Regions from separate parts of the Homo sapiens genome. Here region 2 is linked to region 1. Evidence: read pairs that join two places in POLR2A ChIA-PET (ENCODE). Cell type or tissue: PC-9. All regions are shown on one strand.

Evidence for each region. ChIA-PET counts read pairs that join two places held together with the same protein. Peaks named below come from ENCODE experiments on the same cell type or tissue, not always from the same donor. Only the 100,000 strongest peaks of a DNase experiment are listed, where the experiment ranks them.
Region 2: POLR2A ChIA-PET joins it to region 1 with 5 read pairs; 2 of 35 experiments call an interaction of 5 or more read pairs at or near these places.

What each region holds. Positions count from the first base shown.
Region 1 is chr5:69,452,908-69,456,907 of GRCh38, forward strand. No RefSeq gene overlaps it. Among named protein-coding and RNA genes, the nearest start is that of OCLN, 38 kb to the right of the region's middle. In PC-9, no CTCF peak of the experiment used is centred here; no DNase peak of the experiment used is centred here; H3K4me3 peaks cover 450 bases; H3K27ac peaks cover 332 bases.
Region 2 is chr5:69,240,987-69,244,986 of GRCh38, forward strand. All of the region lies in intron 2 of CDK7 (cyclin dependent kinase 7), which reads left to right. Among named protein-coding and RNA genes, the nearest start is that of CDK7, 8.1 kb to the left of the region's middle. In PC-9, no CTCF peak of the experiment used is centred here; no DNase peak of the experiment used is centred here.

The DNA.
Region 1 (4,000 bases):
ACTTGAGCCTAGAAGTTTGAGACTAGCCTGGGCAACATGGCAAGACCCATCTCTAAAAAAAAAAAAATCATTAAGGCCGGGCCTGGTGGCTCACACCTGTAATCCCAGCACTTTGGGAGGCTGAGGCGGGTGGATCACGAGGTCAGGAGATCGAGACCATCCTGGCTAACACGGTGAAACCCCATCTCTACTAAAAAAAACAAAAACAAAATTAGCCAGACGTGGTGGCGGGCGCCTGTAGTCCCAGCTCCTTGAGAGGCTGAGGTGGCAGAATGGTGTGAACCCGGGAAGTGGAGCTTGCAGTGAGCCAACATTGCACCACTGCACTCCAGCCTGGGCGACAGAGCAAGACTTCCTCTAAAAAAAAAAAAAAAATCATTAAAAATAAGCTGGGTGTGGTGGCGCACGCCTGTGAGCCCAGCTACTGGGGAGACTGAGGCAGGAGGACCACTTGAGCCCAGGAGGTCCAGGGTGCAGTGAGCCGTGTTCATGCCACTGTACTCCACCCTGGGTGACAGAGGGAGACCCTGTCTCAAAAAAAAAAAAAACCAGAAAGAAACCAAACTTTGTTATGTTGCTTACCTTTCTTTTCTGAGGGGCTAGGGTGGTGTGCATTGGAGGAGTGGCCCACAAGTTCAAAAGACCAGGAGGGATGTTACTTCCTTTTCTTTTCTTTTTTTCTTTTTTGAGACAAAGTCTCGTTCTGTCACCCAGGCTGGAGTGCAGTGGTGCAATCACGGCTCACTGCAGCCTCAACCTCCTGGGCTCAAGTGATCCTCTCACCTTAGCCTCCCAAGTAGCTGGGACCACAGGTGCACCTCACCATGCCTGGCTAATTTTTAAAAATTTTTTGTAAAGACACCGTCTCCCTATGTCAGCCAGACTGGTCTTGAACTCCTGGGCTCAAGTAACCCCCTGCCTCTGCCTTCCAAAGTGTTGGGATTATAGGTGTGAGTCACTGTGCCTAGCCCCTTCCTTTTTTTTTTTTTTTTTTAACAATTTTTAAAAGCTGTGGAAAGCTAAGACCAGTGCCCAATAATAAAAGGAAGATGTGGCTTTAATCTCTTAATATAACTTTGAGGCATGACCAGAGAAGTTGGAAGTGCTAGATTCGGTCTATAATTTTTATTTATTTGTTTGTTTATTTATTTATTTATTTATTTATTTATTTATTTATTTATTTTTGAGACGGAGTCTCACTCTGTCGCCCAGGCTGGGGTGCAGTGGCGCGACCTCGGCTCACTGCAAGCTCCGCCTCCTGGGTTCACGCCATTCTCCTGCCTCAGCCTCTTGAGTAGGTGGGACTACAGGCGCCCGCCACTACGCCCGGCTAATTTTTTGCATTTTAAGTAGAGATGGGCTTTCACCGTGTTAGCCAGGATGGTCAGTCTATTATTATTTTTAATCCCGGAAGAAGGAAGAGGGAAGAGTCCGTGGCTCTGATTTTCATCTCTGAATTTCCAAGGACATAACCTAACAAATTCAGCCACCATGCTCTTCCTTCTGTCGTGAAATCTGTTTTATTTTCAACTGGCTTGTGGCAGCTGACTCTGCCTCCTCTCTTCCAGGCTCTGAGATGCCCCTTTTCCCGGAATGACTGTCTTAATCCCATCCAAATATTCAAAGAGGAGGGTGGAGAGGTCTCAGAGAAGCTAATTTTTCGCTTAAATTGAAAAACTGGGGTGGGGTTGGAGCTATTGTTCTTCCTGAAGCTTGCTTCTGCTAGACTTTGGAATTGTCCTCCCAGTGAAAAGGTTTTAAGTTGTAAAAGCCAGCTCAGCAGAGCCCCACCCACATGAATAAAACATTCGTGCAGAAACATAGACTCTTGGTTTCTTCGCAGTCAGAAACCTATGCATGTACTTCACTCTCCCCAGCATCCAATTCATGACCAGGTTCTTTCTTCCTAAACAGCTCTCAAACACTTACCTCCAGGATGCCTTCCATTCATTTTTTTTCAACAAATTTGTTGCCCATCTGCTATATGTCAGGCACTGTGCTAGCTATTGGGAACACAGCAGCAAGCCAAACCTAGTGAAAAAGCCAGGGGAGTTTATCATCTGGCTAACCCCTCCCCAATCAAACCAAACCAAACCAGCTGGGCCAACCCGCACAGCACTCCTCACTGCTCGCTGTTAACTCTCAGCATTTGTTGTTTTTTTTTTTTTGAGACAAGATCTTGCTCTGTCACCCAGGCTAGAGTGCAGTGGCAAAATCACAGCTCACTGCACCCTTGACTTCCTGGGCTCAAGTGATCCTCCCACGTCAGCCTCCCTGGTTGCTGGGACCACAGGCACATGCTGCCGGCCCCAATGGCTTTTTTTTTTTTGAGACAGGGTCTCACTGTGTTGTCCAGGCTGGTCTTGAACTCCTGGGCTCAAGTGATCCACCTGCCTCAGCCTCCCGAAGTGCTAGGATTACAAGCGTGAGCCACCGTGCCTGGCCTCAAATGGCTTTTAAACATAAGAAAATGTGCTCAGCCTCACTCATATAAAGTAAAATGCAAGTTAAAATTATACCAAGGCCAGGGACAGTGGCTCATGCCTATAATCCCAGCACTTTGAAAGGCTGAAGTGGGAGGATTGCTTGAGGCCAGGAGTTAGAGAGCAGCCTGGGCAACAAAGCAAGACCTTATCTCTACAAAAATTGAAAAAAATTTTTAAATTAGCCAGGCATGGTGGCATGTGCCTGTAGTCCCAACTATTCAGGAGGCTGAGGTGGGAGGATCGCTTGAGCCCAAGGAGGTCAAGGCTGCAGCTAGCTGTGATTACACCACTGCACTCCAGCCTGGGCAACAGAGCGAGACCCTGTCTCAAAAAAAAAAAAAAAAAACAAAGTCTTGCTCTGTCGCCCAGACTGGAGTGCAGTGGTGCAATCACAGCTCGCTGCAGCCTTGACCTCCTTGGGCTCAAGTGATCCTCCGGCTTTGCCCTCCCAAAGTGCTAGGATTACAGCCATGAGCCATCATGTCTATATTATATATAATGACCACGTTTTCTTTCTGGCTACATTGTATATAGAGAGCACATATTCTTCATCCTTTCATCCACCGATGGACACTTGGGTTACTTCCACTTTAGCTATTGTGAGTAATGCTGCTATGAACATGGGTGTACAAATATCTTTTGGAGTCCCTGTTTTCATATATATTTTTTTTGAGACGGAATTTCATTCTTGTTGCCCAGGCTGGAGTGCAATGGCGCAATCTCGGCTCGCTTAAGTCGTTTGGAAGTCATTCAATATCACCATATCTAGATCAATGTTGTTTTTGAAATTGTTGGATATTTCAGGGATAATTATGGTTTATATAACCAATTGCTTCCTGTTGGATATTTAAGATTTTTTTTGCTATTAACAAATAATGCTTATATCTATATTTTTGAACACTTGTACAAGTATAAATGCATGGTAAATTCCTAGAGGTAAAATTACTGAGTCAAGAGTTTTACATGTTTTGTGAATTTTGATAGATATTGTAAAGTTGTTCTTCAAAGAACTTTCATTTATTGTTTTCCCACATTTAGCCAACATTAGGTATTACGAAACTTTTTTATATTGGCCAAAACTCACAGGCAAAAGAAAAAGAAAAAAGTCTCATTGTTTTAGCTTGGTATTTATTTGCTTGTGGTTGAGGTTAAATATAGTAGAAATGAAAAACCCAGTACTATAGAAGATAGAGTTGAAGAAATATTCCAGAAAGTACAATAAAAGGAGTAAAATAAAGAGGTTCAAATAGGAGAGTAAAGATAAGAATACTGGTGGATTTATCCAGAAGGTCTAATATGAGAATGATATGAGAAAAAAAGAAAACATAGGATAAAAAAATCATCAAAGACATAGTTCAAAGAAATTTTCTATTGAAGGACAGAACTATCTAGATTGAAAGGGCCTGTTGGCTGGGAAGGGTGGCTCGTAGCTCTAATCCTTGCACTTTGGGAGGCTGAGACTGGGGGATCACTTGAGGCCAGGAGTTCCAGGCCAGCCTGGGTCACACAGCAAG
Region 2 (4,000 bases), 210 kb before region 1:
TTGTTGACAGACGCATAGATTGCCTCCAAATCTTGGCTATTCTGAATAGTGCTGCAATAAACATGGGAGTTCAGATATCTCTTGGACATACAGATTCTGTTGGCATATATACATAGCAATGGAATTGCTAGATCAAATGATAGTTCTATTTTTAGTTTTTTGAGGAACCTCCAAACTGTCCTCCATAGTGGTTGTACTAATTTACATTCCCACCAACAATGTACCTAGGGTTCCCTTTTCTCCACATCCCTCACCAGGATTCATCCTTATCTTTTGGATAAAAGCCATTTAAACTTAGGTGAGATGCTCTCTCATTGTAGGTTTTTTCTTTTTTTTTTTTTTTTTTTTTTTTGAGACGGAGTCTTGCTCTGTCACCCAGGCTGGAGTGCAGTGGCGCAATCTCGGTTTACTGCAACCTCCGCCTCCTGGGTTCAAGCAATTCTCCTGCCTCAGCCTCCTGAGTAGCTGGGATTACAGGTGCACACTGCATCACCACACCCGGCTAATTTTTGTATTTTTAGTAGAGACGTGGTTTCACCTTGTTGGCCAGGCTGGTCTCGAACTCCTGACCACGTGATCCGCCTGCCTCAGCCTCCCAAAGTGCTGGGATTACAGACATGAGCCAACGGGCCCGGCCCTCATTGTAGTTTTCATTTGCATTTTTCTGATGCTCAGTGATGTTGGCACCTTTTCTTATGCTGTCTGCCATTTGTATGTCTTCTTTTGAGAAATACCTACTCAGATCTTTCGCCCATTTTTAAATTGGATTATTAGATTTTTTTCATATAGAGTTGTTTGAGCTTCTTATATATTCTGGATATTAATCTCTTATCAGATGGATAGTTTGCAAATATTTTCTCTCATTCTGTGGGTTTTCTCTTCACTGTGTTGTTTCCTTTGCTCTGCAGAAGCATCTTAACTTGATGTGATCCCATTTGTCCATTTTTGCATTGGTTGCCTGTGCTTGTGGGGTATTACTCTAGAACTCTACCCAGTCCAATGTTCTGGAGAGGTTTTCCACTGTTTTCTTTTAGTAGTTTCATAGTTTGAAGTCTTCAACTTAAGTCTTTAATCCATTTTGATTTGATTTTTGTATATGATGAGAGATATGGGTCTAGTTTCATTCTTCTGCATATGGATATCCAATTTTCCCAGCACCACTTATTTATTTTGTTTGCAACAAAGAAAGAGTTTAATTGTCACAGGGCCAACCAAGTGAGGAAGACAGTAGATAATTCTCAAATCTGCCTCCCTGAGAATTCGGGGGCTAGGGTTTTTCAAGGATAGTTTGGTAGGCAGTGGGCTAAGGAATGGGGAATGCTGATTGGTTGGGTCTTGGATAAAATTGTAGAGAGTTGAAACTGTCTTCTTGCCCTGACTCAGTTCCTAAGTAGTGGTCACAGAACCAGTTGAGTCAGTTTCTTCATATGGGCTCCTGGTCCAAGTGGCACCAGTTGGTCCATCAAAATGCAAGGTCTGAAAGATACCCCAACCACCAGTTTTACGTTTTACAATAGTGATGTTATCTATAGGAGCAATTGTGGAGGTTGCAAAATTCTTGTTACTTTTGGCTACATAACTCCTAAACAATAATTCTAACCTCGTGTAATTTTACAAAGATGCTTTTAGTCTCTGAGCAAGGAGTGGGTTAATTTTGGGAAAGGACTGTTAATCATCTTTGTTTTAAAGCTAAACTTTAAACTGAATTTCTCCCATAGTTAGCATTGCCAACACTCAGGAATGAGCAAAGAGCTTGTGAGATTAAAAGCAAAGATAGGGCCAGGCGCAGTGGCTCATGTCTGTAATCCCAGCACTTTGGGAGGCGGAGGCAGGCGGATCACCTGAGGTTGGGAGTTTGAGACCAGCCTGACCAACATGGGGAAACCCTGTCTCTACTAAAAATACAAAATTATCCGGGCGTGGTGGTGCATGCCTGTAATTCCAGCTACTCTGCAGGCTGAGGCAGGAGAATTGCTTGAACCCAGGAGGTGGAGGTTGCAGTAAGCTGAGATTGCACCTTTGCACTCCAGCCTGGGCAACAAGAGCAAAAACTGTGTCTCAAAAAAAAAGCAAAGATGGAGTCAGCTATATCACGTTTTACTCACTGTTGTAATTTTTGCAAAGGTGGTTTCAAAAATATGCCTTTTTGGCATGTTGATTGTTGTGAGCTGGTTATCCTGAGAAACTGCAGATACAGGAGTAGTTCTGAAAAGTTGCCCTTTTTTAAGGGAAGTGTACGTTTGTAAAGGAGTATCTCTTTGACAGGGTGTCTCCCTCTCTGCACCAGGAAGAGAAGAAAGACTAGAAAGACTAAATCTCTAGAGACTGTCAATGCAGAAGGCATCAACTTAAGTCTGTACAGCAAACCTAACCTCTGCTTAAGGCACAGCACCATTTATTGAAGAAACTGTCTTTTCCTCATTGTATGTTATTGGCACCATTGTTGAAAATGAGTTTGCTGTAGATGTATGGATTTTTTTCTGGGTTCTCTATTCTGTTCCATTGGTCTGTGTGTCTGTTTTTATGCCAATATCATGCTGTTTTGGTTATTATAGCTTTGTTGTATGAAGTCGGGTAATGTGATTCCTCCCTTTTGTTCTTTTTTCTTAGGATAGCTTTGGCTATTCTGGGTCTTTGTGGTTCTACACAAATTTTAGGATTGTTTTTCCTATTTCCATGACGAATGTCATTGGTATATTGATAGAGATTACATTGAATCTATAGATTGCTTTAGGTTGTATGGACATTTTAACAATATTGATTCTTCCAATCCATGAATATGAATTATCTTTCCATTTTTTTGGTGTGTTGTCTTCAATTTCTTTCACCAATGATAGTTGTTTTTTTTTTTTTTTTTTTTTTTTGAGATGGAGTCTCGCACTGTTGCCTGGGCTGGAGTTCAATGGTGCAATCTCAGCTCACTGCAACCTGTGCCTCCCGGGTTTGCGCCATTCTCCTGCCTCAGCTTCCTGAGTACCTGGGATTACAGGCGCATACCACCACAGCTGGCTAATTTTTTGTATTTTTAGTAGAGACGGGGTTTCACTATGTTGGCCAGACTAGTCTTGAACTCCTGACCTCGTGATCCGCCTGCCTTGGCCTCCCAAAATGCGGGGATTACAGGCGTGAGCCACCATACCCGTTCAGTAGTTTTTATTTTAGAGATCTTTCACTTAATTTGGTTAATTCCTAGATATTTAATTTTATTTGTAGCTGTTGTGAATGGGATTACTTTCTTGATTTCTTTTTCAGATTGTTCACTGTGGGCATATAGCAGGGCTACTGATTTTTGTATGTTGATTTTTGTATCCTGCAACTTTTGTGAATTATCAGTTCTAGTCGTTTTTTGGTGGAGTCTTTAGGTTTTCCCAAATATAAGATCATATTGTCACCAGGTGTGGTGGCTCATGCCTGTAATACCAGCACTTTAGGAGGCCGAGGTGGGCGGATCACCTGACCAACATGGAGAAACCTCGTCTCTACTAAAAGTACAAAAAAAATTAGCCAGGCATGATGGCGCATGCCTGTAATCCCAGCTACTTGGGAGGCTGAGGAGGGAGAATTGCTTGAACCTGGGCGGTGGAGGTTGTGGTGAGCCAAGATCACACCATTGCACTCCAGCCTGGGCAACAAGAGCAAAACTCCGTCTCAAAAAAAAAAAAAAAAAAAAAGATCATATCGTCTACAAACAAGAAGAATTTCACTTCTTTGCTTGCTCTTGCTAGGACTTCCAGTACTATATTGAATAACAGTGGTGAAAGTGGGCATTCTTGGTGTGTTCAAGCTCTTAAAGGAAATCAGTTTTTCCCCATTCTGTATACTGACCATGGGTCTGTAGTATATGGCTTTTATTATGTTGAGATATGTTCTTCTATACCCAGTTTTTTAAGAGTTTTTATCATGAAGGGATGTTAGATTTTATCAAATGCTTTTTCAGCATCAATTGAAATGATTATATAGTTTCTGTCCTTCATTTGTTGATATTACATATCACGTTGAT